Regions from separate parts of the Homo sapiens genome. Here region 2 is linked to region 1. Evidence: chromatin loops called from intact Hi-C (ENCODE). Cell type or tissue: endothelial cell of umbilical vein. All regions are shown on one strand. Each heading gives the region's core, and the rest is flanking DNA. Links, peaks and the distances in the headings are about the cores only. Region 1 has its middle 260 kb from the start of SS18. Region 2 overlaps ZNF521 (zinc finger protein 521).

Region 1 (16,468 bases), core at 5,024-13,023:
AGATGCCCAGATTATATAATATTCAGAGCAATGTCCTTTGAAAAGTGTGTCTCTTGGAGGCTTCTGGCTCTCTCAATGCATTAAGAGCAATGCTTTTCTACTTAAGAAATGATTTTAAAATCCCCTTTCAACCAGTATCCCAAATGAAATTTCACTTCCATTCAAATAAACTAGGGTTAGAAATTTTAGGATGGGTGCATTAGGAGGTCTGGACACATGAGGGTAGCTGGGGAAATACATGTTAGGGAAGCAGGGGCAATGAATGGGGACTTCATATCCTAATGGTAAATGTAAAATGACTTATTGTAATATATTCCTCCAGTTAATGGCTCCATTCTCACCAGAGCAATTTCTGAAAGGATTTAGTTTTTGTCCCTACTGCTACTGGTCTTGATTTTTGCATAACAAGTATAGCACCAACAATAGCTTCTAAACATACTGCTGTTGCTGGGTGCCAGGCACTATTCTCCATGTTTTAACTCAATATCACAACTACCTTATGAGCCATATATTACAGGTTGAGTGTCCTATCTGAAATGCTTGGGACAAGAAGTGTCTCCGATTTTAGATTGTTTCAGATTTTGGAATATTTGCATATACATAATGAGATATCTTGGGGATAGCATCTGAGTCTAAACATGGAATTCATTTATGTTTCATATACACCTTATACACATAGCTTGAAGATAATTTTGTACAATATTTTAAATCACTTTGTACATGAAACAAAGTTTGTGTTAAGTGTGGAATTTTCCATTTGTGGCACCACGTCAGTGTTCAAAAAGTTTCAAATTTTGGAACATGTTGGATTTCACATTTTTGGATTAGGGATGCTCAACTGTATTATCTGCATTTTACAGATTATAAACTGAGGCACAGAAACTCCAAGTGAATGCCTCTAATTTCACACAGCTGATGAGTGTGAAAGACAGAATTGAAACCTGGGCAGCTGGCTCCAGTCTTGAATCTTCTCTAGATTGCATGGCTAGTCTCTTGGTTCCTTTGGGAGTTACCTCATCTCTTCTTTTTTTCTCTACACCCAATCTGAGTGTAGAGAATTTTCTCACAACACTCCTTCCTTTCTATTCAAACTGCTATTAAAGTCTCCACTATTTCCCTCTGGCCTCCAGCACCTCATCATCCATCCAGGCAGCACATTTATGCTTTCTAAGACATTGCCCTCAATGTAGCTGTCCTCTCACCACAAATCAAAAATGGTTCCCAGTCTCACATTCACAGAGGAAAGTCCCTCTCCTGGCATTGTAGGCCATCCCCGTATGCTGCCAACCCAACTTTCTAACCACATCTCCCATTGTCCCTGCATTGGCAAGTCCAGGAAGGGATTGAACCTGCCAATGCATTTCTGTCTGTGCCTTTGCTCTGCTTGCTTGGAATATCTGTCCTTCTCATCACCATTGTATGTCTTTTTATTCCTCAAAGCTAAGCTGAACCCTCAACTTCTCTTTAAACTTGCCCATCTCTGAACTCCTTCAGAACACATTTATCAAACTTGTGTTTTTCTTAAGATTCTCTTTGTGGCTATTGTAGCTCAGGGACTGAGATGGAAAGAAAAGCTTGTATGTGAAAAACTCCCATTTCAGGTGCATTTTTCCTCTGTTTTGAAAAGACAGAAGGCCATAATATTGGAGATTCAGATGGTGATTGTGTATTGGTTCAAAAGAGTTCATGAGTGAAGAGATAACTTTGTACTGGCTAACTGGATGGACCCAACTGAATGAACCCAACTGTGACAGTGTTGTGATTTATTGTGCTCCTGCCCTGCAGTTAGCTAACATAGTTGAGTTAAAAGGTAATTAGATATTTTATCCTCTGCCTATATTCTAGGAATGTGTTGGCCAATGAGAGAGAAGTGCCCTTTTTCTGAAGCAATGGGAAGTGGGAAGCCAGTTTTCCTTGATGGATAAACTGAGACTGGGGGACATAGGATCATTTCTGAGCCCTGGTCATATGCAGAGACTGCTGTAGAGGCTATTATCTCTATTGTCAAGATGATGCCCTAAGACAAAACCTTATTGTCCAGCATCCCCTGGGAAGGAGAGACAGGGATCTTTGAAGCTGAACTTCAACCATATTTTTTGTCATGTTAGTCATCTTTTCAAATGCATTTACTATTCTCCTTCCCTAGACTGCTCTTCCTGTCATGGTATAAACAGTAATGTTAAGCCTTTGTGCACCTGACACAATTTTAGCACAGTGCTTTGTATGTATGTATTACATACATACATTAAGCAGTAGGTGCTTAATGGATACATTTATTGATAATGGTCAGATCAATGAATTCTATCTTCTTTCCAGACCAATCCAAACTTAATGATCTTCATGCTTGGAGAACTCTTGCTCAACTTTAGACACTATTCTTGTGTCCTTAACACACCTTGAGAAGCATGGCTTCTGCTGTTATTTTATTTTACTTTTGCCTTTTCCACATGTTCTAACGGCTGTTTTATTTTTGAGGCAGCATGTGAACAAAAACACAGAAAGCCAGCTGCCTCAACATTCAAATGAGAGTGCAAATTCCTACTATAAGAGGTGTGGTTATATACTTACTCAAATGCTCACATTGTAAGAAGGAATATAGAAGAATTCCTAAAGATGCCCAGATAAATGGCAGTGAACTCAAAATTCATATATGTTTGTTGAAAGATGCCATGGAAAAGGAGTTTTGATTCTGCAACCACAGTAGGAAGCAACTCGGTTGACTTGGGAGAGTTTTTAAAGGTCTATTACTTCAACGTAGAGATCTGACTGACATAAAGCCTGTGCATTTTATTTATGTATTCATTCATTTATTTATTGAGACAAGGCTTGCTCTGCTGCCCAGGCTGGAGGTCAGTGGCACAATCTTAGCTCACCGTAACCTTGAATTCCTGGGCTCAAGTGATCTTCCCATTTCAGTCTCCTGAGTAGCTAGAAATACAGGCATGCACCACCATGCCTGGCTAATTTTTATTTTTTTCGTTGAAATGGGGTCTTTCTATATCCTAGGCTGGTCTTGAACTCCTGGTGCCTAGTGATCCTCCTGCTTCAGCCTCTCAAAACACTGGGATTACAGACATGAGCCACTGTGGCTGGCCAATGCTGTGCATTTAAAGCAGGCCCAGTGCAGCTCTGTGCAAAGCTATTTTAATTGAGCTGGCTGAGTACAGGGAATGAAGTGTCCAGAGGTGAGCTCCAGGGCCTCGGCCCTCTGTGAGGCTTGCTTCTTTGAGGCAGGCTTGGCTCTTTGTCAGTATTTCTGCTGAGCTCAAGGTGTGTTTATAGAATTGATGCATGTGTTCCCACAAAGCATTTTGAAATTTTTTGAGCAAAAGTTTTCTTCAAACATGTCTACAGAGCTGAGATGAATTTACACATCTATGAATTTCTAGCCAATAAATTCCTAGTGTGAGTTTGCTCATTATTTGTTCATTCATTATTCATTCATTTGTTCATTCATTAATTCATTCAGTGTGCTAAATTCTGAAGCTATAAAAGATGAATGAGATCAACTTTCCTCAAGAATTTTATTACCTAGACAAGGAAGACAGTCACTTACAGAAATGCACTAAAATGTTATAGATGCTGATGAAAGTAGGTATGAGATTCCCCATGTCAATGAAAGAGAGGGAGACAGGAAGGGAGGAAGACTGGCCACTGGGATATGAGGATGGTCAAAGTAATATTCATTGAGGAAGCAATTCTCAGACTGAGCCTTATAAAGATAATGATCAGGTAAACAAGTGAGTAGGCATGTGGAGAAGAGGGCAGAAGCCATGCCAGTGGGAGGGATGAGATATGGAAAGAGTAAGAGACAAGATGATATGATCGATGGGGGTTTCCTGGCCCTCCTTTGGTGTGGAATGGCTGGGGAGGAAAGCACAATGCAGGAGGTGGTAAGAGGGGCTGAGGGGGTTTCGGGTCACACTCAGAAGGGTCTTGTGTGCCCTACTCAGGAGTCTGTACTTTGTTGTTTAGACATTGGAAGTTGTTTTTTTTTTTTTTTTTGAGATGGAGCTTGCTCTGTTGCCCAGGCTGGAGTGCTGTGGGGTGATCCTGGCTCACTGCAACCTCTGCCCCCTAGGTTCAAGCAATTCTTCTGCCTCAGCCTCCCAAGTAGCTGGGACTACAGGCGTGCCACCACGCCCAGCTAATTTTTTTGTATTTCTAGTAGAGATGGGGTTAGGAACAAGTAAACCCAGTGACCAGATATTGGTTTTTAAATATGTGTTAGCCAGGTTGGTCTTGATCTCCTGACCTCGTCATCTGCCCGCCTCGCCCTCCCAAAGTGCTGGGATTATAGGCGTGAGCCACCGGGCCTGGCCCTGTTTGTTTTTAAACTAAAGATTTTATTCACATTTTGTCAGTTTCCCCAAGAATGCCCTTTTCCTGTTACAGGATCAAATTCAGAATCTCACATTGCATTAACTGTCCCATCTCCTTACTCTTCTCCAATCTGTGGCCATTCCTCAATCTTTTCTTATCCATGACTTTGACACTCTTGAGGAGTCTGGGTCAGGTATTTGTAACATGTCCCTCAATTTGGGTTCATCTGATATTGTGTCATGATTAGCCCAGGCTTATGGATTTGGGGGAAGAATGCCACAGAGGTGAATTGCCCTGTCAGTGCATGGTATCAGGGGATACGTGAAATTAACACAACTTATTACTGGAGACATGAACCATGACCACTGGTTAAGGTGATGTCTGTCAAATTTCTCTACCACAATGTTACTCTGGTTTGTGTGTGTGTGTGTGTGTGTGTGTGTGAGAGAGAGAGAGAGAGAGAGAGAGAGAGAGATGGGGGTCTCACTCTGTCACACAGGCTGGAGCATAGTGGACCAATCATGGCTCACTGCAGCCTCGACCTCCGGAGCTCAAGTGATCCTCTTCCCTCAGCCTCCTGAGTAACTGGCACTACAGGTGTGCACCACCATGCCCAGCTAATTTTTGCTATATTTTGTAGAGACAGAATTTCGCCATGTTGTCCAGGCTGGTCACGAACTCCTGGACTCAAGGATTTGCCTATCTTGGCCCCCCAAAGTGCTGGGATTACAGGTGTGAGACAACACACCCGGCTACGATGATATTCTTTTTCCCTTTTCTTACTCTGTTTTTTAGAAGTCACTAAATTCAGCCCACACTCAAAGGGAGGGGTGTTAAGCTCCACTTCCTGGAGAGAGGAGTATCAAATAATTGGTGGACATATGTTAAAACAACCACAGTAATTAATAAATATTATAGAGGAGATAATTTGAGGCTATGCAGATATCTTGTTTCTTCTTAATATTTCACCTCCTAATTTTAGTATTCATCAGTGAATCTTGCCTGAAGCAATCATTACTGTGGTGTCCTAATAGTGATTTTCCTCTTTATTATTCCTTTTACATTTATTATTTGGAATTCTTCTGTAAGGAATATTTGTCCTTTCTTCTTCACTTATTTATTTATTCAGTCATTTATTTATATCAGTATGGACTCACAGATACTCATTTAATTCTTTGGATATCCTTTGGGTTATAACCAATGCTAGTGTTAATTATTTTGTTTCTTCAATCATTCTTGCTCTGGCCATTGGGAATTCTTTGAGGTTGTCTCCTGTGTCATTTTGACCTGCCCTTGTCATTGTGGCTGTGGTGTCTCTGAGTGTGTTTTGTGCACTTCCTTACCTTCTGGCATTGCAAGATGCTCCAGGCTCATATTGTGTATGTTGTATCTTCCCTGTCTCAGCCCTGGAATCAGCCATTTCTCCAGAGAGGCTTGGTTGCATATATTGAAGAATGGTATTTAAAAACCAATATCTGGTCACTGGGTGTGATTGTTGCTGCTGTGTCACTGCTTCTAAGTTTTTAAGTAAAGAAATAATATAACTGTAATTGGAGAATGTCCTGGCAGGCAATTGTCAGGGGATACTGCAGGAGACGGTGAGGACACCATGCTGATTGATTGCCCTGGCAAGACAGGAGGATGTACTGAACCTCGGCAGTGGCAGCACCAGTGGAAAGGAGGGTGAGGGAGTTTGTGGCTCATCTAGACATTGGTCTCCAGCAGTTATAGCCTGAGTCCTACTCTGCTACTTGCCGGCTATGACCTTGGACAATATGAATGTCCTTGGACAAGTCATTCGACCTTTCTTTGCCTTAGTTTCCTCATCTAAAAAAAAAAAGCTAACAACACCTGTTGAGAGAATCAAATGAAAGAAAATGTGAAAATCCTTGGCGATTCCAAATCACTGTCCCAATGGGAGGAACTTCAGTGTAACAGCTTTTCCCTATGCTTTTTTTGCTAGTGAGGGTCTAGCTGCTTAGGGAGGCAAAGGAGAATGGGTATTGTCATGGCACAGGCAGGAGAAAATTGCCTAGAAAAAGGCTGAATACATCCAGCCAATCTGGGTGTAAACCAGAAATCTGCAGGTCCCGGGGGAGCAGAGCAAAGCCATAGAACGTATGCAAGGCAGCAGTGACCAGCAAAGGGTGACAACCAGGTGGGAGCTTTTGCCCAACAGCTTCTGCAGAGTTCCCAGGGCGTTCAGGGGTGGTTCCCCAAGCATGGCTGGCCTGGGGCAGTGCCGCCTGCTTTAGCCAGGCACCACGAGGCTATAGAAGGATGTTCATCGGAGACGCTTGACTTCACTGGGGCAAAAAAGGTCACAAAGCATATTTCTGCTCACCCTTGCAAATTAGGATGTATGGTCTGGAAATGACTTTTTCTGATTTGTACTTACACGGTGTGGAAAACATAACAGTATGCCCTTGTGCTGTAGCCCAATATCCCAGGCTGCAGAGGTCTTGCTGTTAGCTAGCCAAGCGCCCACTCTAAGACCCAAGATGTCTTGTGTTTGAGATTTAAGTAATGTATTCCAAACCATTGTGGAGCCCTCAAGGAGGGCTTGAGAAGTGAGTGGTTTTTCTGTTCTGTTCCACGCCTAAGCCTCCCACTGTTTATCTCAGAAGTGTGGGCCCTGGTCCAGCACCCTCACCATAGGCAGAGGGACTTCCTCCTCCCTTCTTCCCATCCCCTTCTCCCCCATCCCTCCTGGGGGCCTTTCCTGTGTCCTTCATCTCCTCCTTGGTTCACTATGCTCAGGAGCTCGCTTCTTGTTCCCTTGCTCTCTGGCTTCTCACTACCTCTCAGGACGCTGAGGGAGGGCTGGGGTGGGGTGAGGCGGGGAAGATGTCTTTAGTGGTTCTGCCCTTGGGATGAATTATCTGCAAAATAATTACATCTTCCCAAGGCACAGGCTAACAATCCTGTGGGGAATTAGGCTGAAAGGGGCCTCGGTGTCTTCCAGCAATATTTGTTTAGTATGTGCAACTCCTAGGAGGAGGAAGAGAGAGGAAAATATACATTATTTCTAAAGAATAAGATAATACCTAATTGTCTTAGGTTATTTGGACTGCGATAACAAAATGGCTTAGCTTGGGTAATTTATAAACAACAGAAATTTATTGCTCACAGTTCTGGAAGCTGGGAAGTCCAAGATCAAGGCGCTGGTACATTCCGTGTCTGGTGAGGGCCCACTTCTCACAGATGATGATTCTAGCTGTATCCTCACATGGGGAAAGGGGCCAACAAGCTCCCTCAGGCCTCTTTTTTTTCACAGTTAAAAATTTTTGGTTGACACATAATTATACAAATATATTGGTTACAGTGTGATATTTCAATACTTGTATGCACTGCATAGTGATCAAATTAGGGTAATAAGCTTATCCATCACCTAAAATAGTATCATTTCTTCTTACTGGGGAGATTCAAAATTCTCTCTTCCAGCTATTTGAAAATATAGAGTAAATTGTTGTTAACTATAGTCACCCTACAGTGCTATAGAATGCTAGAACTCATTCCTTCTATCTAGCTGTAATTTTGTATCCATTACCCAACTTCTCCCTATCCCTGCCTTCCCCTACCCTTCCCAGCCTCTAGTAACCACTATTCTACTCTCTACTGTGAATCAACTTATTTACCTTCCACATATGAGTGAAGATGTGCGATATTTACCTTTCTGTGTCCCTCAGGCCTGTCGCATCGAAGCACTAATCCCATTCATGAGAGTGGAACCAGCATGACCTAATCACGTCCCAACGGTCCCCTCCTTTAATACTACCACATTGGAGAGTAGGTTTCAACATATGAATTTTGGGGACCACCAGCATTCAGACCATAGCATTGAGTGTGTTCAATATTTGAGGCTCTTTGTGCATGAAATAGTCTCAGTATTCCCATCATATAGGCACCATTATTATCCTCATTTTATCAATGGGGAAACTGAGGCTCAGAGAGGTGAAATAACTTACCCATGTCTCACAGCTAGTAAGGGACAGAGCAGGGTTTCAAAATCAGGTCAATCTCTCTTCAGAGCCTACACAATGCCTCCATACAAAGCTACAGAATGATATCTCATATGGTAAGAAATTCTAGGATGGATGTGCATGTCTGAGATCAGAAATGTCTGAGAAAATTGGGGATAAGTGGGTGCCACGAGAGAGGGCATCTGCATCTGAGTAACAGACAGATAGACAGCAATCTGGACAGAACCAAGGCCTGGCTGGGGAGGCAGTTCTGCTGCCACATGGGGGCGCATGACCCCATTCCCTGCACTGCTGGCTATGGCTCCCGAGCCCACTATTTTTCCTTACACAACCTAGCAACTGTTCTTCCACAGCTGCTCCTTTGGTTCAACTTTCCAATACAGCATAGTCTTTTACATAATTTAGGGACTTCTTTAATTTGCTGGGTTTATAGTCCAGAAGGTTTCTAGGGGAAATTTCTTGTAAGTGGGCACTTGAAGTCCAAGGCCTAATGATTTCTCTTTACTTTTTTTTTTTTTTGGTCTCTGAACCTGGATAGGAATGATCTGTTGACATTTTGATCATATAGAGGACATACCAAATTTTGCATTTGCTGAAAGCAGAAAATATTTGCATGCAAAAGAACCAGAAGGTTTGAGATATTCACATTGTACATACCTAATATTTTGAACAAATACCTTTTGCTGCGTAGTAAACAAACCCAAAACTTATTGGCTTAAAAACAACTTAATATCATCTCTCCAAATTCTGTGGATTGACTGGACTCAGCTGAAAGATTCTTGCCAGGAGTGTCTCATGTGATTGAAGTTAGACACAGCTGAGGCTGGAATCAGTTGAAGGCAGGAGACTCAAGTGGCTTCTTCACCCCCATGTTTGGCACTGCAGCTGAAGGCTGGCTTGGAGGAGGGCAGACCAGACATTTTTCTCTTTCCATGGGTCTGTCCTTAGCATGTTGTCACAGGGTAGTTGGACTGTGACACACTAGACAGCTTCCCCCAGAACAAAATCTTCAAGGTTGCTTATGACATAACTTTGGAAGCCATTCCAAGTGATTCTGTCACATTCTCTGGATCGCACGTTCTCTGTGGAAAGGGACTATATATTACTCATGAATGACAGGAGGCGTGATTCACTGCGGGGGGCGGGGGCATCTTTGAAGAGTGATTACCTTAGTTTGCACCCTGCTGCCAATAATTCATGTCCCTCCACGTGCAAAATACACTCACCCCTCCCCATAACACCCTGTCCTCCTCCCCAAATCTTGTTTTATTTAGGCATCAGTCTCATTATCTATTCTATGTAACAAATAATCCATGACCTATTCTCATTACCTATTGCTATATAACAAAGCACGCCATAAGTTAGTGTCTTAAAAACAACTACCACTTTATTATTAGGATTCTGTGGATTGTTAGAGCTCTGGGCAGTTTTGCTGCCTGTAATCTTGGCTCAGGCTCTGGCCATCCAAGGCTTGGCTGGGCTGGAAAGTGCAGATGACTCACTACATGGCTGGCCTTTGAGACTTGCAGTCCAGGTCTTTAACAGAATGAGAAGCATGGGTAGCCCTAGGCTGTGCCTTGTGTAGTTCAGGACTGGTTTGGACCTCTGTCTGGGCCACAGTCAGACTAATCTCAGCCAGTAGACACGTGACTTGCAGGAGATTTCCTTCAAGCTGAATATATATATAATATATATAAAAATATATAAAATATAAAATATATAATATATATAAAATATATAATATATTAAAAAATATATATATAAAATATATATATTTTGTAATTGGTTGGTAGGGCTACAGGGCACCCAGAACTGAATGGGTGAGTACTTCCAATGGCTATCTTGCACACTCACCCTTACTTCAGCCTTCACTAGCTGCTTTAGAAATCACCATGGTGTATATTTTCTCTCTTTCACTCATGTGCTTTCTGTCTTCCGTTCATGGTGACCAGCAGTGAGAAGATTTGGTGGAAAATGTGTATATCGTAAAGGAAACCCATTAATGCTCAACCATTGCCACAATTGCCAGTGCTCCCCCACTCCATCCAGCTAACAAGAACTGTTAGTATCTTGTTTGCCCTCTTGTTACAATCCATAAACGTATGTGGAGTTTGCACAGTTAATCTTGGAGAGCACCTTGCTAGATATGGTGAGAACCAGAAATAGTTCTCCACCCTGAAGGGCTTATTGTACCATAAGGGAGAAAAGACGAATGTACAAGAAACTTTATCATGTTGTGATAAAGAATGAGGGCTGTAGGAAAGTTACAAAAACTCCATGTTGTAGGAGGTCAGAGGACAGAAGAATTCCACTCCCGTATTCTGGCTTTGACTCTCCTTCTAGCTCTAAACAGATGTTTACATTTCACACTCCACTTTCCCCATATAGATAATAAGGAAAACATAACTCCTTTTACAAGTATCACCGAGGAGCAGTGAGAGTCTGTGACAAGGTATCTGTAAAGGTTTGGGATTTTATTTTTGTAGAGTCCAAACACATCTTTAACCTTACAGGTGCTTGGGATGGAAAGAGGAGGTAGAGTGGTTTAGATATGTGTATGTACATGTGTATATGTGCGTGTGTGTGTGTGCGCATGTGCATGTGTGTGACAGTCATGCTCCAAATGAGGCCTCAGGGGGTAATAAAAAGAGGGCCTGCTGGGACCACCAATTTCTTTTTCCCATCTGTGATGGCTGGGGCCCTGTGCTTCACACTGGGAAGGGTATTACTGAACTCTCCTCAGTCTTGTGGTGCGGTCGCCTTTAATTCATATTTGCATGTGTCGTGAGACCAGCCAGGCAGCTGAACACTGCCCAGGAGTGGAGCTTGTGATGATGGAGAGAAATGAAATCACTGTTTAATGAGAATTGGTGAGATAAGGTCCACAGATGGACCATTCGGAGGGCTGTGTTTGAACCACGGTATCCCATTCATTTTATAATACACCTTACTGTGGGCTTAAATTGCATTCTTGGAAAATTTAGCCCAGCATGACTAGTTCTTGTTAGAATAGCATCACTCACCTAATGTTGTGTTCAATAAGCCTGTTGCATAAAAGGTTATCATGTAATTTTTATCATTATAAGTCTCCAGTGCTTCCAGAACTTACCTTCAAAAGAGTGAAAATGATATTTCATATATCCACAGTTGTATTTCAAAGTAAGTTCTAAAAAGCCACATGCCTCAGTTTACCCTTTGGAATTTGCCTATCTTTTTTTTACAGCGTTATTGTTATAAATCAACTTTCTAAAAGAATATACCAGTGATATTTGCCTATAGCTTTCAAGCTTTGATTAATGTTTTAATGGTGTTTGTCCCTATTTTAATCCATGTAGTATATTGAACTAAGCCTGGGGTTTAGAGTTAGATGAGCTAGGGTCTGAATCCCAACTCTTCCCAATTACTAGCTGTGATGATGGTTAAATCACATAGTGATTCTAAGCAATCATTGTCAATGGAGTTGAAAGGATTTAAATTAAGGTAGGTACAAAAGGCATAGCACACTGCCTATCACATAGTATGTACTCAATAATCAATTTCAGCTATTATTATTGTCATCAGTAAGAATGACAAAATGTGTGCTTTAGACCTCTAAACAGCTTGACTAGATCTTTCTCTGAAAATTTCACCTTGCTTTGTTTCATTTGTATCTGCAGAGTCGCTGTTCTTATCAGAAGAACCATTATGCACAGCTAATTTCAGGTTCATGAGTTCTTAAGCACAGTGGGAAACTAATAAATCAATTAAACATATATTTCATAAGAGATTGCTATATTTATATGTGCATACATAAATATAATTTTAACAATGAAAAGTAGCTTGTCATGAATAGTTTATTTCATGAGATAAAAATAAAAGGAAAACAATAAACACTACTTCAAAATGCAATGCTATGTAACACAGAAATGAAATTCCACAAGATCTTGTGGTTCTCTGTGTTACATTCAAAAAGAGTAACAGATAACAAGATGGCTGGCCACAATGTGAGATATACTGTTGGAGAAAATTGTCCAGTGTTTTGAAAGGAAAGGAAAAGCCTTCTAGGAATTTCTCATCACAGAGAATTTAGACTGAAGGAATTTGCCACGGTGTTTTCTGAATAGCCTTAGAATTTTATATTGGATTTAAAAATTGGGTTAGGGAGGGAGTGGCTCCTCAGAATGAAGCTTTTCCAGGCTCCCTTTTACTTTGTTTTTGCCTGGGGCATTATTTTTTGTTTGCCAAGACCAGCTGCTTCCTCGCTAGCCAGGTTTCCGTTTAGTGGCCCAGGGCGGCTTCTCTGATGTCGGGGAATTTGCCCCTCTGAGGTTGGAGCGGGCAGCTGTGTGTCCCCAGGCTGGGCGAGGGGGCTGAGCTGCCTGGAGGCCTGGATGGCTGCATTCTGCTGCCGCACTTTCACCGGTATCTCTTCGCGGATCTTCAACAAATGTGACCTCTGCCAACCTCGTCTGAGCTCATCAGCTCTGCTGCCTCTGGGACCCAGGAGGGAGACAAAGGGGGCTGGGTCAGCGTTGGATGCCAGCTATTTTTTTCCACATGGTCTCTGGGAACAGTTAACTAATCATATCAGACCCAAAAATGATTTAAACCTTTCCTAGCTACTAAGCACGGGAACTGTTGCTGGCACACAAACAAATCCCAAACTATCTCAACATGATAACACAAGCTTTTTAAATTTTAGAGTAAAATGTATCATTAATCAACCATCAACAAGTATTCATTCATTTATTATGTGCTGTGCTCTGTGATGTGGGGGAGACAGAGTGGAAAGCTCAGCCTTCTCTGAACGAGCAGGTTGGATCATTGTGGGTAAAGCTGGTCCTCCACCCATCCTGGATGGACCCCTTTATTACAGAAATGTTGTTAGGGGTTGAATTGCATCCCCTGAGATTTATTTGTTGAAATCCACACTTCTCCCTCCCCTGTACTGCAGAATGTGACCTTATTTGGAAATCGAGTTGTTGCAGATACAGTTAGTTCAGGTGAGTCATACTACAACAGGGTGGCCCCTAATCCAATATGACTGGTGTCCTTATAAACGGGGGAAATTGGGACACAGACATGCACACAGGGAGAATGCCATGTGGACACTGGAGTTATGTTGTTCTAAGCCAAGAAACTGTCAGAGCTGGAAGAGAGGCGAGAGCAGATCCTTCCCCAGTGTCTTCAGAGAGAGCAGGGCCCTACTGACACCTTGATTTTGGATTTCTGGCCTCCAAAACTGGGCGAAAACACATTTGTGTCTTTTAAGCAACTATTAGTATTACTTTGTTATGGCGTCCCTAGCAAACTAATACAAATGCGAGGCTATGTGTCCACCCAATTTTATTGGGGAAAACTGTCAGCTTGCCACTGACTTGGAGCACAGTCTGGGCAGCCTCTTCTCCGTTCAGCTGATGCTCAGCCCCAATGTCACCACTGAGACGGGCCTTCAGGACTGCCTTACCTAAGCAGGCCCTGCGCTCTCCATCCCAGCACCTTGCTTCATTTCCTCTCTGACTCATCACTACCTGAAACAACCTTGCTTATTTTTCTTGATTTTTAAAAACTGTCTATTTTCCACACCAGAGCTTCTGCTCCAGCAGGCTTCTGTCAGTCTGTCCCATGCTTGGCACATAGTAGGTGCTCAAAAAACACTTGTTGCAAGAAGAAACAAATGAAGAGGTAAAGCTTCATTTGGGAATATGATTTTTTGTGTGTAGACAGAACTGTGCATCTGGGCACTGCTGATCCCACCCCCTCCCACCCCCACTTCTTTCCTTTTCTCTCTGTTAGGGCTGGGAGCAAAAGTCTGGGCTTGCTGCATGGACACAGACAACACAAGCCTGAGTTGCTCTTGCTCTGCTGTGGATGAGTGTGGTTTTGTTTGGTTTCACACTTCATTTTGTCTCTGAGCTGCAGAGGACAGCTGGTCAGCTCTCAGTCCTGCTTTGCCACCTCTTGGAAAGGAAAGGCAGTGAGAGGAAACTAGACATGCCAGCCAGGCTAAGGATGAGGGCCTCAGGACTCCCACATGGAAGAAACCCACGGAGGAAGGAGGTTCTGCCAGATCTGCCTCCCTGTGTTCACAGAGTCTCTGGACCTCTAGGTGTTGCACCCAGGCTTTTGTAGTTCACTCTTGAGAGGAAGGAGCTGCCAGGCCCCTGGGCTGTGTAGGGCCAGGAGTGAAGGCTGGGGGCCATGTGTGGGCATATTTAAGCCAGCCAAGGCCTCAGAAAGTGAGGAAGGGGGGCTTTGGGAGACTTCGACTTCCTGCCTTTGAACCTCAGACAAACCTAAAAGGCCCTCGGAAACACTATTTGCTCACGGGATGATAATGTGGCTGTGTTTGTGTTCACCAGCTAGTGAGATATGGAAGGTTTGGACTGAAATGACAGGCAGTGGGTGGAGGGGCCTCCTGAGGAAATACTTCAGATAAATACTTCTGGGATAAGATCCTTGACCAGGGGTGAAAGTGGGAACAAAGATGGAGAGGTTTACATAGACTATATGCTGATTAAATACTGTTTTTATTTGTATGTGATTTACGTTTTACCTACTTCCAAAAAGGATTGGAGGGGGATGACTAGTTGAAGGTGAAGGATGAGGTAAGAATGACTCCAAGTTCTCAAGCCTGAGTGATGGAGAAAAAGAGGGTGTCACTATCTCAGGCAGGAAGAATGGCTGGGAGGAGAAAATATTTGTGAGCAGACAATGATGTGTTCGGTTTTGGATTTGTCACTCTTTAGGTGATGAAGAGACATTCAAATAGAAAAATTTACTAGACTGTTGCAAACATGTTACTCAGAGAATCCCTATCTTTGATAGGCAGGCTGTCTGCAAAAACAAATCTATGTGATTAGTACAGAAATAGGAACTCCTTAATTTATAGCCGTAGCTATTGTTTGCTTCTCACTGCTTTTAGTGTCATATCTTTGCTCCGAAGGAGTTGTAATTTTGAGTATCACATGCATGGGTGAGCACACACACGTGCGCACACACACACTCTCTCTCACACAAACACACAAAGCCTATTTGCTGCAGTTGTATCCCGGAGTCTTGATACTAAATTGCTCAAAGTTTTGCTTTCCTGTGTCCTGGGAGAGCCCTTTGGTCTTCTGTCTTGTCTCCCTGAAGCCACTCGCTTCAGCTCCCCGACAGGCACTTCCGTGTATCCTTCTGTGATCTCTCCCTTGTTTGTGTCTTGAGTAGCAGAAATGCATTCCGGCAAGACTCACCCCTTTGCTGTGACAGATTGCTACACTGCAGAGCCCATTCAAATAACTTTTCTTTTGCCTGCCTGCATTCTCAGAGAAGCTTTTAGTGTCCTCCTTGGAAAACCACATGAAACAATGTGAGCTATCCAGGGTAAGAGCTCAGCAAATGAGTACCAAGTTAGGAGTTCGAAGCAAAATAAAGAGGTTATAGCCAGGAGAAGTTTCCAAGGTTGCTGACGTGTAAAAATGTCTAATTGGCAAGTGTATTCTCCTTAAAGACTCAGAAGAGGAGGGTATCGATCTATTGCTGCCCTCTAGAACAGATTCTTTTGTAGAATCCAAGACAACGTTTTATTTTTATTTTCTTACTGTGTGTGTCAGAATTTAGAATATATTAACTTTCACTAGTACCTAAATCTTAAACTTTCTTTGCTTTAACCCCAAAGTATATTTCCCTTTTCTTTTTCTAACTCTTTATAAGCATAATTTAAAAAATTACACAAGTAAAACTTCCAAACAAATAGAAGGATATAGGATAAAGCTTTTATCTTTTCCCACTCTTGAATTGTGTTCTTCTCTCCAGAGGCAGCATGTGAATAGTTTAATATGTAGCTTTCCATGCCTTTTTCTGTATATTTAAATACATGCCTGGATTGCTCTGTCCCAGTGGTCACTTGCTGGTCACCCATTTTACTTCCTCAGGGAGGGCCTCTCTGATGACACAATGTAAATGAGCTGCCCTCATTATCACCTTTTGCCTTTCACTATTTTGGTTTTCCTCCTGGCATTTATTACCATCAGTAGTAGGCAGAATAAAGCTCCCTTCTCTACAAAGATGTCCACGCCCTAATCCCTGAAACCTGTGGATGAATATGTTCTCTTCTGTGACAAAGGGGACCAAATGTGATACAAGTAAAAGCATGAACCCAAAGGAAGGGAGATAATCCTGGATTATCCTGGTGGGTC
Region 2 (16,468 bases), core at 5,434-13,433, 520 kb after region 1:
TGGAGACATCATCACACCTCTATACATATATCCTTTGTATTTCTGAAGAACAAATCTATTCTCTTACATATCTATAGTATACTTACTGAAACTGAGAAAGTTAGCCTTTAGGCCAGGCGCGGTGGCTCACACCTGTAATCCTAGCACTTTGGGAGGCCGAGGCAGGTGGATCATCTGAGGTCAGGAGTTCAAGACCAGCCTGATCAACATGGTGAAACCCCGTCTCTACTAAAAATAAAAATTAGCCGTGCGTGGTGGCACGTGCCTGTAATCCCAGCTACTCAGGAGGCTAAGGCAGGAGAATTGCTTGAACCCGGGAGGCAGAGGTTGCAGTGAGCTGAGATCACGCCATTGCAGTCCAGCCTGGGCAACAAGAACGAAACTCTGTCTCAAAAAAAAAGAAAGTTAACCTTTAACACAAATAGATACTACTATCTAATTCACAATCCATATTTAAATTTCAGCAGTTGTCTTAATAATGTCTTTGGTAGCTATTTTTTCCCCTCATCCACGATTCAGGATCATGCATAACATTTAACTGTCATCTCTTTTACCTCCTTTAACCTGGAATGTTCTCTCAGCCTCTGTCTTTCCTGACCATGACATTTTTGAAGAGAAGCTACCAGTTAGTTTACAAAATACCCATCAATTTGGGTTTGTCTGATGTTTCCCAAGGATTAAATTCAGGTTTCATAGGCTCCTGTAGTATTCAGGCTCCAAAGAAGCCTGAATCACCAAAGAAGTGATATTGCACCCTTCTCAGTGCATCAGATCAGGAAGTACATGATGTTAGTTTGTTACCATGTTGATGTTGTTAACGATGAATGTTTGTTTAAGGTGGTATCTGCCAACAGTTTCCATTATAAAGTTACCATTTTCTCTTTGTATATGGTTAATAATTTGTGGGAAGATAACTTTGATACTATATAAATATCTACATATTCATAAAATGTTTACCCACTGTTTCTTTCTTTTTTTTTTTTTTGTGATGGAGTCTTGCTCTGTTGCCCAGGCTGGAGTGCAGTGGCGTGATCTCTGCTCACTGCAACCTCTGCCTCCTGGGTTCAAGCGATTCTCCTGCCTTAGCCTCCCAAGTAGCTGGGACTGCAGGTGCATACCACCATGCCCAGCTAACTTTTTGTACTTTTTAGTAGAGACAGGGTTTTGCCATGTTGACCAGGCTGGTCTTGAACTCCTGGCCTCAAGTGATGCGCCTGCCTCGGCCTCCCAAAGTGTTGGGATTATAGGCATGAGCCACCACACTCAGCCATGCTCACTGTTTTTATGTCTATTGCAAGTTCATAATTTATCTATTTGTTAGCCTACTGTTATATTCTTTCTTATTCATTTGTTTATTTGTATATTCATGTTACTGTCATCTCTTGGGTTTTTATTTTATTCAGTGGGTCATAATTCATTACTCTCATTGTATTGATACCCAGATTGCCATAGATCTAGCCAATGGGAGTCCCTTCAAACAGGATCCTGTATGTGTTTAATATGCCTCCATCATTATTTGAGAACTTTAGTTTCTGATGCAAATAGATGCTCCAGAATCATCATGGTCTTTTCTTGTCCTAGTCCTGCAATCAGCCAGCAATTTTTCTTTTCTTTTCTTTTTTTTTTTTCTTTTTTTTCTCCTGGTTCTTTATGAGGACAAAGGTATTTAGAAACCAAGATATGGATACTATGTATGCTCAATGCTATAGGTGTACCATTACTTATGGACTTCAGTAGACAGAAGTAGGAAATGTACATGCATACTTACTATAATATATAATACACTCATAATATGGCTCATAAAATTCACACATATACAAGTATATGCACATATGTGTATTTTTCTCTATCCAATAAAAACCATATGTTCATATTGATACCTCCCATTCAATTCAGTACCTCAGGTACATCCTAGTCTTTTTCCTTGGTGTATTTCTGCTGCCTTCTGTAACAGAGAGAAACCTGGCTTCCATTATCCTTATTAATATGTTTACTCATTTGCCTGAGCCTAGAATATACAGTAAGTAGTTTCAAAATTGCTTGCTGATACCACCATGATAGGCAAACTGAGTTTAATATTTGTTTATAATTGTTAATGCTGTAATTTTTAGTGCCACATTTACATACAGTGAAATTCATAAATTATAAGTATATAATTTGGTGAATTTTGGCAAAATAAATACACCTATGTGACACGCCCTTCTTAAGATATAATTTCTTTCATCCCAGAAAGTTCCCTCATGCTTCTTTCTGATCAATAATGCTCCACTAGAAGTAACCAGTTTTTGAGCTGTTTTAACCATAGATTCATTTTACCTATTCTAGAACTTCTTGTAAATGAAATTGTACGGCGTGCACCCTTTTTTTGTGTGTCCAGCTTCTTTTGTTCAGCATAATGTCTATGAGATCCATTCATATTGTTGTGTATATAAGTAGTGTGTTTTTTATTGCTGTGTAGTATTCCATTATATGAACATATCATTATTTGTTTTACATTCTCTTGTTAGTGGATACTTTATTTTTAGTTTTTGAGTATTATGAATAAAGTTCATAATAGTCAACCTTCTATATGGATCTTTTTGTGGACATATGTTTTATTTCTCTCGTTAGGAATAGAATTGCTGGGTCATTGGGTGAAGGGCATGAGATATGATATGTTTAATCTCTATTAGAAACTTCCAAACCCTTTTTCAAAAACTCCCACCAGCAGTAGATGAGAATTCTGGTTGTCGTACGTACTTGCTAACATTTATATTATCCGTCTTTAATTTTGACATTCTGTTGGGCATTTATTGGTATTTTTTGTGGATTTTCTAGCTCATATATATTTAATTGACTTCATTTAAGGTGTATTTTTCCTAGAACATATCATTTTGGGAAAATCCCATTAAATGCAGATGATTAGTAAGATGCCATTTTCAGTAGAATAACTGGTGCTTTAAACAAAGCTTTGCTCACGTAGAATCAGCACTAACATTAGGATAAAGACATGGGAACTTCAGCGTTCCCACTGGACTGACATGACAGTGTATATTCATCTAGCAAGAAATCATGGCTTTGGTAAGAGTGGGTCCTCTCTCATGTTACAAGTTATTTTAAAATTCATATAATTTAGAAAACAACCTTCAAATTCTGCTTGGTAAGTGGTTAATTTTTACTGAGTGCGTGCCCTATAGTTATTCTTATGTTCAGCTCTATAAAATTGAATCGAAGCAAAAGGCATTATTCCTGTCTCATACAACTTTAATAATACCTGTGCAGGAAGTGCTGAATTTTCCACACATGGTATGGCAAAGATTATGAGTTACATTTTTTAAAAAACTGGTAAAATGTTTGGTTTATTTTGGTCTGAAGCTTTCTGAAAGTAGGGAATCTGTTCTGTGGTCACATACTACAGCAGGTTAGTCAAAGGTAGAAAAGTAGAGGCCGGGCGTCGTGGCTCATGTCTGTAATCCCAGCACTTTGGGAGGTTGAGGTGGGCAGATCACCTGAGGTCAGGAATTTGAGACTAGCCTGGCCAAAATGGTGAAACCCCGTCTCTACTAAAAATACAAAAAAGTTAGCAGGGCATAGTGGCGCACGCCTGTAGTCACAGCTACTTTGGAGGCTGAGGCAGGAGAATCGCTTGAACCCAGGAGGCGGAGGTTGCAGTGAGCTGATATCGTGTCATTGCTCTCTAGCCTAGGCGACAAGAGTGAAACTCTGTCTCAAAAAAAAAAAAAAAAAAAAAAAAGTCTTACTTGCCACTTGTTGAAGCACATGTCCAGAGAGAGTTATCTGATGGGTCTTGTTTTCCTGTTTATTGTTGTTCAGGATTATTTCTTTGGGAAGGTGGTAGATTCGGGAGGCAAAGTGTAAGTGGAGGCCAAGGAGGAAGCGAAAAAAAGGGAGAAATGAAATCAGGAACGATCCATGTTTGTTGAAGGTGTTAATGGTGTAGCTTGAGTTGCCTGAAGGTTGCCCTCCAGTCTGATCTGGAAAAGATTAAAGACACTTGGAAGCATTTTAATTAAAAAAGTAATATGATGCTTTTGCTTTCTTGCTTGGTTAAAGCCTTTTAGTGTAAGTTGGGAGGTCTGACAGTTCCAGTGTTGGCTTCCCACTGCTTGAATTCTCTTCTTGCTGCTTCCCCACCCCCCACCCCCCACCCCTGGCTGACAAAGTGCTGGATTTAGCAAAGGAAGGTATTTTTATATATACATTTTTTTTTTGCCTCTTGGTTTTATTACTTTTTTCTTTCCTTTTTTTTTTTTTTTTAAATTCGTTTTACCTTTTAATTTCATTCAGCCCCATTTGCATCTTTGCTGATTTTCCTCTCATTCCGGTCCTTTCTCCAAGATTCTTAATTTCCCTGTCCATATTTTCCCCTTTCCTTTCTCCCTGCCCGTTCCATGGTCTTATCTTGCTGCTTTCTCAATTTATTCTTTGTTGCTTGTGGATTCCCTTCTATTAATCTTGAAGTCGTTACTGACATGTTTGGCCCTATACCAGCTAGACCATTGCCTGAAGACTTTTTGATGAACAATCTGTGTAAAGAAAGAGGGAATCCTGAGCAGTGTGCTAGAGGGTTAATTATAGAGTATGATTAGAAGTGAAAGCTATCTTACAACTTGTTGATTTGCAAAATAACAGAAAAGGGATATATTCTATGTGCTGATGCCTATGTGGGTTACTCAGGGTAGTTCTGTTATGAGAGAGCCATAGAAACCCTGTCTTAGGTTCTTCCCTTCTTTTAACTGAGGGTTTTCTTGGTAACTTAAGATCTGTTCCTTTGGTGACTTTCATCCCCAAGGGTGACGCACATTCCTTGGAGAGCCTGCCTTGATGAAAACCTATTCACTCCGTATCAAAAGTCTTGAAACTGAGCCAAGGCCAAACGAAGCCTTTGGAGATGAAGGTCAAATACAGAAGAACAAGATGATCAATTCTAGACCCAGATTTGAAAGTCAGCTATAAGATTATGTGCCAGGTAAAATAATGATTAGCTGTCCACGTGGACTGAAATTTTAGACAGTGGATCCTGCAGGGATAAAGAAAATGCGAGCTCACACACACCTCATGGAGTCTGTCACTGAGAGGATATTCTAGTATTTGCATATTTTTCTGGACAAGCATCCTTGTTCTAAGAAAGAACAGAACAGTCCCTGAAGATAGCAAAGGACGTGGTGACACTCACAGATGAGTTCTCTCTCCTTTGTCTCATGGTGCAATTTTCCTGGAGTCTACAGTCCAACATGTATAAGTAAGTTATGTATCATCCCTGCTTGAAGGAATAGGGGGAAAGGTGAAAGAAAAAATTAAGTCCCTCTCTTCAATTTTAGCAATAGATGGAAACCACCTGTCTTGCCCCAGCCTTGCTGTCTTTTTCCTGGAGGCTAAGAAGGCAGGGGAATCAACACTCTAATGCTGTTGGGACTCTCTGATGCAGAAGACAGATTATCAAAATATATATTTAAAGAAGGAAAAGCACAGAGAACCTCTCATTTTACTAATCCACAAACCCTATCATTTCTTGCCAATTCCCTCAGGGGGTGGGGAGGGCTGGAAGCCAGAGGGGTCTCATCACACTGCTCAACAAAGATTTAATAGCAGGGTGCTATGGGGAAGGCTGAGATTACAGAGACTTTGTTATGCTTACAAAACTGAGTAAGAACTAGTATTGTAAATCATCAAAACTAAGCTACACTTAACAGGATAAATGTATAAAGTGCATTTGGTAATACTCTATGCTTGTTGTTCTGAGTCATTTTTCTCTTCTCTCCTGCTAATTTGCAAACTTGAGTTGTCTGTTAAGTGTTCTTTCACATCATTAATGTGAATTGCCTGGGCATAATCGCAGAAAAAACTAAATAGCATTGTGTTAGTTCTTAACCCTCTGGTCTACCATACTATTGGTAGATGAGTGTGTAGAAATATGTGTGGTAGTAATTCTGCTGTAGCTTTGGGGAACATTTGTAGACCAGATATATAAAGCCCTACCCAGGGTTGTAGCTTCTTTACAAATATTCTTCCTGTTCACATTTTTTAGGAAAATGAACTGAATTGATGAGTGGATGTTGTTCGTCAGTGTAAAGTAGTATGTCCATTTAATTTTGTTTTAAATCTTATGAAACTTCCTGGAAGCTTCATACAATTTTTGTAAGCTGAAAACTTTTAGACATCTGGAATATCCTTATTATTTGGCCAAAGAATTTTTTTAAATGTGAAAGTGAGTATACATGTGTCATATGGTTGTGGCAAATTAAAGACTGGTTCATTCCAATGAACAATAAAGTGCTCTAACAGCTAGTTCTGTTGGCAGTGGGAATAAGGGAGATGAGTAGTTTACAGAATGAAGCATCGTTTTCATAAAAGCAGATTGAAACTGCTTAGAACCTTTTTTTTTGCTGTTTTCCTTATCAAACCATTAGTTGAAATAAATTACATGAAATAAATGTGATATTTCAACTTTTTAGTTCATATTAATTAGGCTTAAGGCATTATAAGTTTTATTTGCATATTTCTATATTAATTTCTATATTAATTCATTATTCATACTTTGTTATTAATCATTTAAGTGTTATTAATTTATGTTTCTATATTAATTAGGCTTAAGGCACTATAAGTTTTATTTTCCTGTTTCCTTCCATTTTGATCAGTTCCTCATTTTGTACCTAAAGTATGTCTTTTTTTAGCCTACTTCATTCTCCAAATCTCCCTAAGCCCCCAAAATGCAGTTTCATGGCCTCCATAGATTCCATTCTCCAGCCCATCTCTATATGCATTTTACTTTTAGACTAGTGATTTCTAAATGCACTGTCATAATATGTATTTACTAATACATTACATACATACATGCATTATACAACATTCACAAAAACAGAAATTAAAAAATTAGGTAAAGATGAAATAAACAGGGTTTAAAAATAATTTTATGTTATTTTGGTAATTCATTTTAATGGCTGTTAAAACTGAAAAAAATACTTCACAAAACCTCCAGAGAGAATGTATGTTATTCTTTCCCATGAGGTTGTTATCAGTGGTGGGTATAAGTTCATATTTCAAAGAACTTTCCTGATAATCTCACTTCTGTGCTTTTGTTTTGCCAACTTTCAGTCAGCTCTGATGAAACGGTTTCTCCCCCTCCCCTTTCCCTTTCATATGGTAGGTGACAAGGAGCTTTTACTTGGTGTGAAAGGGCCAGATTTGCTGTTTTCTTGTTGATTACTTGTGCTTGACTATCAGTATCCTGCAGTTTTTTTTTTTGCAGAAAACTTTTAAAAATCAGTTGTCAAAATCTGAGGATTTTGCATGAATTAGATTAGTTAAAATTAAATATTCTGATCCGTAAGTCCAGTTTGCTGGACACTGTAGACTGCATTAGTATGAGATGGGATAAAAGGGGCTGGAGAAGCCAGCCCACCCAGCTGACTGGAGTACTGTTTATCTCCTTGCTCTCAGGAAGGTCTGGTTAGTACCTGGATGGCTATTTCTGATTGGTGTCCGTTCTGATTGGTTTCTGACTATTCAGAGTATCCTCTCTCCTGCACGATAATGTACCCTGTATTTCAGAGACCACTGTTCTTGACTATCACTTATTTCATGAGGTGAAAAACGGCTCACCAAATCTTTGCTCCTCTCAGTTTTAGAGAAAGTGGTGGGGCTGAGTGTGTCACTTTGTTCAACTGTCAGGGCTCCCACCAAGTTCTTCCATGCAGTTACCAAAGACAAAGTGATCATCTATAGTTGGTTCCAACTTCTTTTTTTTTTTTTTTTTTTTTTTTGAGACGGAGTCTCGCTCTGTCGCCCAGGTCGGACTGCGGAGTGCAGTGGCGCAATCTCGGCTCACTGCAAGCTCCGCTTCCCGGGTTCACGCCATTCTCCTGCCTCAGCCTCCCGAGTAGCTGGGACTACAGGCGCCCGCCACCGCGCCCGGCTAATTTTTGTATTTTTAGTAGAGACGGGGTTTCACCTTGTTAGCCAGGATGGTCTCGATCTCCTGACCTCATGATCCACCCGCCTCGGCCTCCCAAAGTGCTGGGATTACAGGCGTGAGCCACCGCGCCCGGCCTGGTTCCAACTTCTGAACCATAGGCTGAGTATGCTTCCTTTTCCGGTTTTGGAGGTAAGGTCAGTTCAATCATTACCTAGTATACAAGCTTTGTTATTTCCACATTGATTTTGCTGCAGCAGAAGTTTTTGAATATTAGTACCTGGTCTGCCATTCTCTTCTTGATATATTTGTAAAATTCGCTATCAAAACATGGATATAAAATAATTATTTTTAGATCTGTTATTTTCTCAAAGCTCTTTGAATGCTTGTGGGTATTGTAATTGGGATTTATGAAAGGACTGTCTGTACTGATGAATATGTTTTCCCAGTATAAGTGATGATCTATTACATTAATTAACTTATTAAAATTAAAAAGTTTGGATCTTGAAAGGGTAATATAAGAAACATTTCTCTGTAATTTTGATGTCCATATTTTATTAGGCATTTTTACTTTTAGCCTGCTTGAATAACTGGTGATTCACAAGAAAGCTACTGATTATGAATGAAAAGTTCTTGAAGGATGTAATCTCCTAGAAATAGAAAATAAATGAGTCTATTCACTTTAATTTTTACAAGTAAAACCTAAGTGGAGAATATCTTATATTAGTTTTAACTGTATTCATAAATCACCTGTTTCTTGACTAATTTGAGTTTTTAAAAATTAAGTCTTTTGAAATGAATAGAATTCAAGAAGAAAATTAGCATTATTTGTCTGTAAATTGTTTTGCCTTAGTTGTGTAATGAATAATGAATATATAATGATCTAACTGTGGTTTCAGGATTCATTTGCCAAAAATTGTAAATAAAATGTCAAGAACACAAGCCATGGGAGAATATCTTCAAGAATTTCTCCCATGTCCTTGATGGTCATTGATGGTAATCAAAGCTGTCAGTTTGTCCGTGTGGAGAAGTATAAAAATTATAAATGAAGGGCTCTATTTGGGATGTGGAGACAGTGGGGTCTCTTTTGTGGGGAAGATGAATTAAAAGAGACCCACTATTTCTTAGGCCCTCTGCAGTCATTTGGTCTATCTTGTAAGCACCAATGTTTAGCTATTTGGATACAGTTGTGTGCACATAAGGGCTCTGCTACCTTTAACATGTTTTCAAATGTGAAATTCAACATGATAAAACTTAAGAGGTTGAATTTTTTTTTTTTTTTTTTACATTTTTGCTTGACTCATGTTGTTTTTCATGTTCTCTACTTACGATGCTCGTGACCTTTATCTGTTTCCTTTTATAAGGAGTGGGTTACTAAAAAAGCTGTTAAAAGTAGACTATTTCCACACCCTTCTCTTTGTGCTAAGTCTGTGTTTGGGGATCTTGTCTTTAGGGAATGGTAGCAATGTCACAGAGATCTATGACCTCTTAATAGGTCTTGGGAGGGGAAAGCAGGAATCATTCTACACTGTGCCTCAGGGCTTAGTTCCTTTAAACTTCAAGGAATTGGACTGGAACTCTTCACTCCTCCTTTCTTTCGGTTTTACCTTCAGGGGAAATTGATCGATTAGAGGTGATTATTCCACAAACTCTGAACCCTTTCCCCATCTTTGTTCCAACTGGAGCTTCTCAAAGTTTAAAGGGATTGTGTCTCCTGGGTGAATTGTAGAATGAATTTAAGTAGGTTATTGGGCAGAACTCTTTGAACACACATTAAAAGTGCTAAAAAATATATTTGGAACAGAAGAAAATATTTGAAGCAAAAGGGTAAGGAAACATTCGTTTCAATATAATTATAATTTAATTATATGGGTTATTTTTGAGCAAAAGATTAGCTGTTAGAATGTAGAATCATAGTGCTTCAAACCAAGAAAATAACAGGGTCAATGCAACAAATGGGCAAATGTTCAAAATCTGAAGGGTGAGTAAGAACCCAATAGGACCAAAGATAATCATAACTGATTGGGCGTATATATGTCCTCTATTAAACACAACAATATTCTATTAATTGATGGCTTTCACTATTTTTTTCAAACTTAATGAGAAAGAATATATACCTATTCTCTTTTGTTTTCTTTGCATGTATAATATATATGCCTTATGGACACTATATCATCTTTGAAATATATTTAATACCACATCAATTTAATCTTTTCCCTCCCTCTTTTTTTTTTTGTTTTCTGTTTTTTGTTTTAAATCTGACTCTTAGACTCTACCTACTTATAGAGCAGAATTAGCTCCCCCTGGTGACTAATTAAAAATGTAGACAAGGATGTTTGGGGTCATGAGCTTCCTTAACTTCAACCTTTAAATGCATAATTAATATTAGTATGTGTATAGTAGGCATGTACACTGAACTATTTTTCAAGTAAAAATTCCAATTAGTCTTGAGAAATGCTGATTTTAATGTCAGTTTATCTATGTAATGAAGACTCATCCATCTTATGTGGCTTTCTTGGAGTTGTGCCCATTTTGATGACCTCAGACATGTTGGTTTTCTGCTGTGGGAGATACTAGAATAGGAGGTAGATATTCAGATCTCTTGTGAACTAGTAACTGGTTATAAAAGCAGAAAATAAAAGTAAGAGCAGCCATCAACTTACCTATCTCTATCATTCTTGCAAAATAAACTTTTATAGAAAAGATTGTCATTGTTAAAAAAATTTAAAAGAAATATTGTTTTAGAAAAAGCACTATTATACATTCAAGCACTAAGATATATTTTTTTGGTTGTGCCAACAAAACATTTTTCCATTTAATTTATGAATTATTTAAAGTGTATATTTTTATTACTCAGATTGCCTTTAAACTTAACTTCTTCTGTTTTATAAAACTGTTCCCCCTCATAATTAAATTATCAGGTTGACAGACTCTTGAGAATGCTTTTATAATCTTTTTAAAAAGAAATCTGTCAAATCTATTATATACTTACTATTTCTTATACCTAATTTTATTTTCTATGCAAAATATTTGCTTTTCACCAGTGTTTTATGCTGGTTATTAAAAAGCCATGTCTTGTGGCTGTATGGTCTGGTTTAATATTTATATTCAATATTACATATATTATCCTGCATTTAAAGGGAAAGATTTACAGTTTTATGTGAGAGCTCATATTTGAGTTGCTCCTTTGTTCCTCTTGTTCTGAATAGTTTTCTACACTTTTCTGCCCCTCTCTTTTTGCTTTTCTTCCTTTTCCAAGGCCACAGTTTTTGGGTACAAGCCTTAGTCCATTGATTTGTTCATTTCTTTTGTTTTTCCACCAAAGTGTCTCTCTGTTGGGAGAAAGAATACCATCTTCTAACCTCAATCATTTCTTACCATCACCTTCTGTGGCCTGCAGAAACCTAAGCGGAGCTTCTCTTGGCGTTATTGATACTATTTTGTCACTTGGACTGAAGCGATGGTTATGAAGCAGATTAGATGAACACAGCATCCCCTTCCCCCAGTTAATTTCTGCCTCCTTCCATTACCGCTAACTTCCTTCTGCAAGCAGTCTGCCTGCCCTTTGCAATTCATTAGTCCCAGTGCCTAGCAAAAGAGCAAAGAACCATGCTTTGCTTTAAGTTTTGCTAATGGTCACTCACAGATGGAGCTTAAGTTGGTGCCTGACAGCTATATAGTGATAGCTTTCTTCTTATGAACACCAGACTACAACTGACAAGTACTTAATAATATAAATATTATTATATTGATTAGATACTGCAGTTTGGCCTAATAAAATGTGAAGTTTAAGGCACCATTTCTTGCTACACTAAGAAGACCATCCACAAGTAATGAAATGAATAGCACCTCCCAGTAGTGTGTTTTCCCAATACCACTATGCATTCATCAGCAATTCAGTTCAATAAACATCTACTAAGATCCTACTCTTTGACCAATAAATCACTGGAATAGAGGTTCCAGCATATTCTGAGAAAAAAAATAATTTTGGAGGGGCTGTGGCGGGTGGGGGGGGGGGGATGTCATTAAGGCCAACTTGGCACATTGGGGTGGTTTCCTGGAGCACATGATGTCTTTGGTGATGAGCAAGAGTTAGCCAGGCCGAGAAAGGGGAAGAGGTGCTTCAGGTCGACAGAAGAGAAAGAATAGGAAAGAGGTATGAAGCAGCATAGAATCTGCTGGGCAATTTTAAGCTGTAGAAAATGTGTAAGATGGAGAATTAATGAGAGAATAAGAATGTATTAGTTATTCATTGTTGCATAATAATTATTCCAAAAGTTTTTGTATAAAAACAACAGCCATGTATTTTCTCAAAGTTTCTATAGGTCAGGAGTTTGGCAGCAGCTTTTCCCGGAGATCCTAATCCAGAGTTTCTAATGAGGTTGCCATCAAGGTGTCAATCAGGGCTACAGTTACCTGGTGGCCTGGATGGGGCTGGGGTATCCACGCTTTTTTTTTTTTTTTTTTTTTTTTTTGAGATGCAGTCTTGCCCAGGCTGGAGTGCAATGGCGTGATCTCAGCTCATTGCAACCTCCGCCTGCCGGGTTCAAGTGATTCTCCTGTCTCAGCTTCCTGAGTAGCTGGGATTATAGGCATGCACCATCACGCCCAGCTAATTTTTATATTTTTAGTAGAGATGGGGTTTTGCCATGTTGGCCAGGCTGGTCTTGAACTCTTGACCTCAGGTGATCCGCCCACCTTGGCCTCCCAAAGTGCTGGGGTTACAGGCATGAGCCACTGTGCCTGGCCTGGGGTATCCACTTCTTAGCTTAATTGTGTGGCTTCTGCCTGAAGACCTATCAGGAGGCTTCACTGCAAGGGCCTTTCTGTAAGGTAGCTCTTGACATGGTAATTGGCTTTTCTCAGAATAAGTACTCTGAGAGAGACAGACAGACAGACAGCAGAGAGAGACAGATACATCAATATGGGAGCTGCAGTGTCTTTTATGACTTCATCCTGGAAGTGGCATAACATTACTTCTGCCATATTCTACTGGTTACACAGATCAACTCTAGTGTATGAGAAAGAATTATACAAAGGCGTGAATACCAGGAGGTAGGGACCATTGGAAGCCATATTGGAGCCAGTTACTGCAATGAACCAGGAAAGGAAGGCAGGGTCTGGAAATGGGGAGGCAATGCCAAGAGCTTAAATTTGATTCTCTGGCCTGCATTTTTCAGACTGCTCTGAGGAACTTCACAGATATCACCCAGCTAGGGGTGGAGGTAGGGAGTTGAGTTAGCAGGGATTCTCCATTCCCTGCAACCAGCGCAGCCCAGGATGAATATTCAAGTCAGATTCCATTTGAGTTTTGAGTTTAGAGGTTTAAGAATGTTCAATAATTACTGTTTTAGGCAGTGGGTAACCATCAAAGATTTTATGCAGGGGAGTGAACACATATTCAGATTAGATTCTATTTTGCAGAGTTAGATTGGAGAAGGAACATTGTGGGGAAAGGATTTGAGATAGGAAGCTCTTGCAATTGTATTAGTAAGAGAAGACAGGATCAAAACCAGTGCAGTGGTCATAGGGTAGAGAGGGTGGCCAAATTCAATAAATATCTAGGAGGTAAAGTCATTCAGATGTAGTAATTGATTAGTTGTGTCTCTGAATTCCTCAGCTGTATTGGGTGGCCATCACTCGATACTAGGAAAAATAAAGAAGCAGGTTTGGAAGTTAGAATGGTGGGTTCCCTTTTTGCTTGTGTTAAATCTGAGATACTTTTCTGGGTAGAATTGTTTAAAGCACCAGTTGTGTACTTAGGCCAGAACCCAAAGGTAGACATCAGGCCACTTACATACTTTTTTTTTTTTTCTTGAATTGTGGTTTAGTTTTCCCTTTATGAGTTGTCTAAGTTTCTCTCCAGCCTTACTCCAATTTTTGTAACATTGTTTCTGATTCAGCTTTTTTTCTTTCTTTTTCTTTTTAGTAAAGAAGGATCTCTTCTTCTCAGATTGATTACTACTTATAAGGCCTCTTGTAGCTGGGATTGTTACAGCAAGTGGAAATGACACCCTACAAATCTTATCTGTAAAGGCAGGACATTTAAAGCATTAAGGCTGGCTAGTGTTCTTGTCTTTCAATATGAGGCATTTTGACATACAAGGTTTAATGCCTTATTGAAATCCAGCAAATGGAAGCTAAGAAGGGTGCTTTAGTCTCACAGGATTAGAGCATGTAGGGTTTTCTTTCCTTTTTGAAAAAATATACCAAGGTCCATCTCCATGGGAAATCTTATTACTAAGGAATTACTGGTTATGCCCACCTTTCCCCCCCAAAAAAGAAATTACCAGACAAATTTAATTTTACTGTTCATTGCTTAGAATCTGTGGCCATCTCGTGAATCTTAACAGGCTGCTTTTATATCTGATTTTCAGACTTGCAGTTTCCCATCATCTCCCTTCGTATTATTTTAATTAAAAATTCCATTAGCTTAAAAAAAATCAATGTAATCATTCAGTAGTAATTAATTCTTACCAATCTTCTAAAGGAGAAATGAATTAACAAAACTTCAAAATGTTCAAATGAGTAAAAAGTGTTGTGTGGTTAATGGGACTGGTAGAAATGTCAGTGTAATGGATAGAGGGGTGGGTTCTGGCAAATGGCTGACTAAATTGCAAATCTCAGTTCTCCCAAAGCTGGTTGTATGTCCTTAGACAGATTACTTAAATGTTTAATTGAACATTTACCTGTAAAGGTGATAACATTGCCTGCCTTTTGTGGTTGTGGCAATTAAATGAGCTGGTAGATGTATCATCATGGCAAGGTGTGTGGCACACAGTGAAGGGATGTGATAAACATTATCTATTATTAGTGTTAGTATTGTTGGTATTATTAAAGAAGGTAGTGTTTCCTGTAAGAGTAACTCACATGAGTCAGATTCCAGATTTGAATATCTTCCAGAATCCTGAGATATTTTGAAAGAATTAGTATGAGTTATTATTTGCCATTCCATCTTAAAATTCTTCCCTTCTAAAATTCAAAAAGAATTAATGTGTTATTGTTGCTAAGGGTAACTGGCCAAATGGAGGAAATGAAAATTAGTTTAATTGCATTCATTACATTTTTAGGAAGGTCTTGATGTCTAACATTCTTTAAATAAAGAATGTTATGTTTTAGGAATAAAGAAGAGAGACCCAGTTTCCCAAACCCAATGAATAAAATTAACGTTTTATTCTAAGTTCTATACAAAATATTAAAAATTAAGGCCCTGTCATCAGTTTTTAGCCTGCACATTGGCATATATAAGAAGATAGTCATGAATGGATATCACTAAAACATTTTATCCTTGTAGCTTATTTATTTAGTAACACAGAATTATCTATGCAACTTTTAGAATGGTTTTAAAAGATTTCTCGTTTTATAAATTAGCTCAAAAATTAGAAAATATATTAATCTGAGTTTAGTACAATGAAAAATATTGATACCTCATTTTTAGTAGGCAAGCGTAAGCATCATGGAATTGGTCTAGCTATAATAGATGTTCAGGTGATCAGTAGTTTGGAAATCATCTGGTCTAAGTGAGTTCATTTAAATATGGGAGATTTGTACTTTTGCTTTCTAGGAAAATAGTGCCTAAAGAAGTGCATTTGTGCGACAAATGACCATAAAGATAACTGCCTGTTTTTGCAGCACATCAAACATATTAAAGAACATACTTATAGTATATGTGTTAGTGTGTTTTGCTATATTCACATCTTTTGCTGAGCATTATGAGGGCACAAAAGAAATGTGAGTCATGAAACCTATTGCCTACAATCTTACTGTGCACTTAAGGCAAGCGTAAACACATGTACAGTATTTGACAATGACAGGTGTACCTGAAAATGTGTGTTGCCTATGGCAGTATATCATTATATACCAGAATGGCTAATATGGATGGTAAATTCTGTGACTCTTCAAAGAAGGGAGTGGCAAATGTTCACAGGAGCTGATAGGAGAGGTCTTGTGGAAGAGGCTGAAGGTGAACTCTGCCCAGAGTAATCATTGGGAAATTAAAGGGAAGGTGTGGGATGGAAGGGATAGGCAGGCGTTCAGGGTAGAAAATTGCAGATGGGTAAAAAGACCCCGAGGTCAAATTCTGGTATCGCCTCAGAAAATAATTTCATAAGCAGTAGAATTCTGTCACAACATTTGCACACTCAGAATATTGAAGAGTTCTCTGGGGGCACTGTGTGTGTAAAAAGTGCTGTAGGTTTGCACACACACAAAAAACCGAATGTAAAGTCAGTTACTAACCTGGAAATAATAAAAATCTGTTTCACATTAGGTTGTCTGATGAGCAGCTTGAAGAGAATCAGGTAGGGTAGAGTTTATGAACAACTGTTGGGAAGTGAGTTAGGTTGTGACAGTTTTAGAATATGCAGAATACAAGAATGTATGGACTACCACATCCAGTCTCTTAATTCAACAGAAATATGTTGAGCCTGTCTCAAAGAGACTGTATTTGATAGTAGCATCTTTTGCCTTAATGCTTTTGTTAAAATGTCATGAAGTGTCTTCAGGTGTAATTTTCATTTAAGTTTTATTCTTACTATGCTATGAACCTTTGGTGCT

Evidence for each region. A loop is a pair of places that touch in the nucleus more often than their neighbours do. Peaks named below come from ENCODE experiments on the same cell type or tissue, not always from the same donor. Only the 100,000 strongest peaks of a DNase experiment are listed, where the experiment ranks them.
Region 2: it touches region 1 in a loop (8-fold over the local background); 2 of 110 quality-filtered maps call a loop at or near these places.

Annotation. Positions count from the first base shown.
Region 1 is chr18:25,824,317-25,840,784 of GRCh38, reverse strand. No RefSeq gene overlaps it. Among named protein-coding and RNA genes, the nearest start is that of SS18, 260 kb to the left of the region's middle. RefSeq lists enhancers at 12,187-12,686, 12,687-13,188. In endothelial cell of umbilical vein, for the core only: a CTCF peak has its summit at 8,557 (motif pointing right); DNase peaks (open chromatin) are centred at 8,594 and 9,794; H3K27me3 peaks cover 480 bases.
Region 2 is chr18:25,304,113-25,320,580 of GRCh38, reverse strand. The region is part of intron 3 of ZNF521 (zinc finger protein 521); the gene reads left to right. Among named protein-coding and RNA genes, the nearest start is that of ZNF521, 40 kb to the left of the region's middle. In endothelial cell of umbilical vein, for the core only: no CTCF peak of the experiment used is centred there; a DNase peak (open chromatin) is centred at 10,340.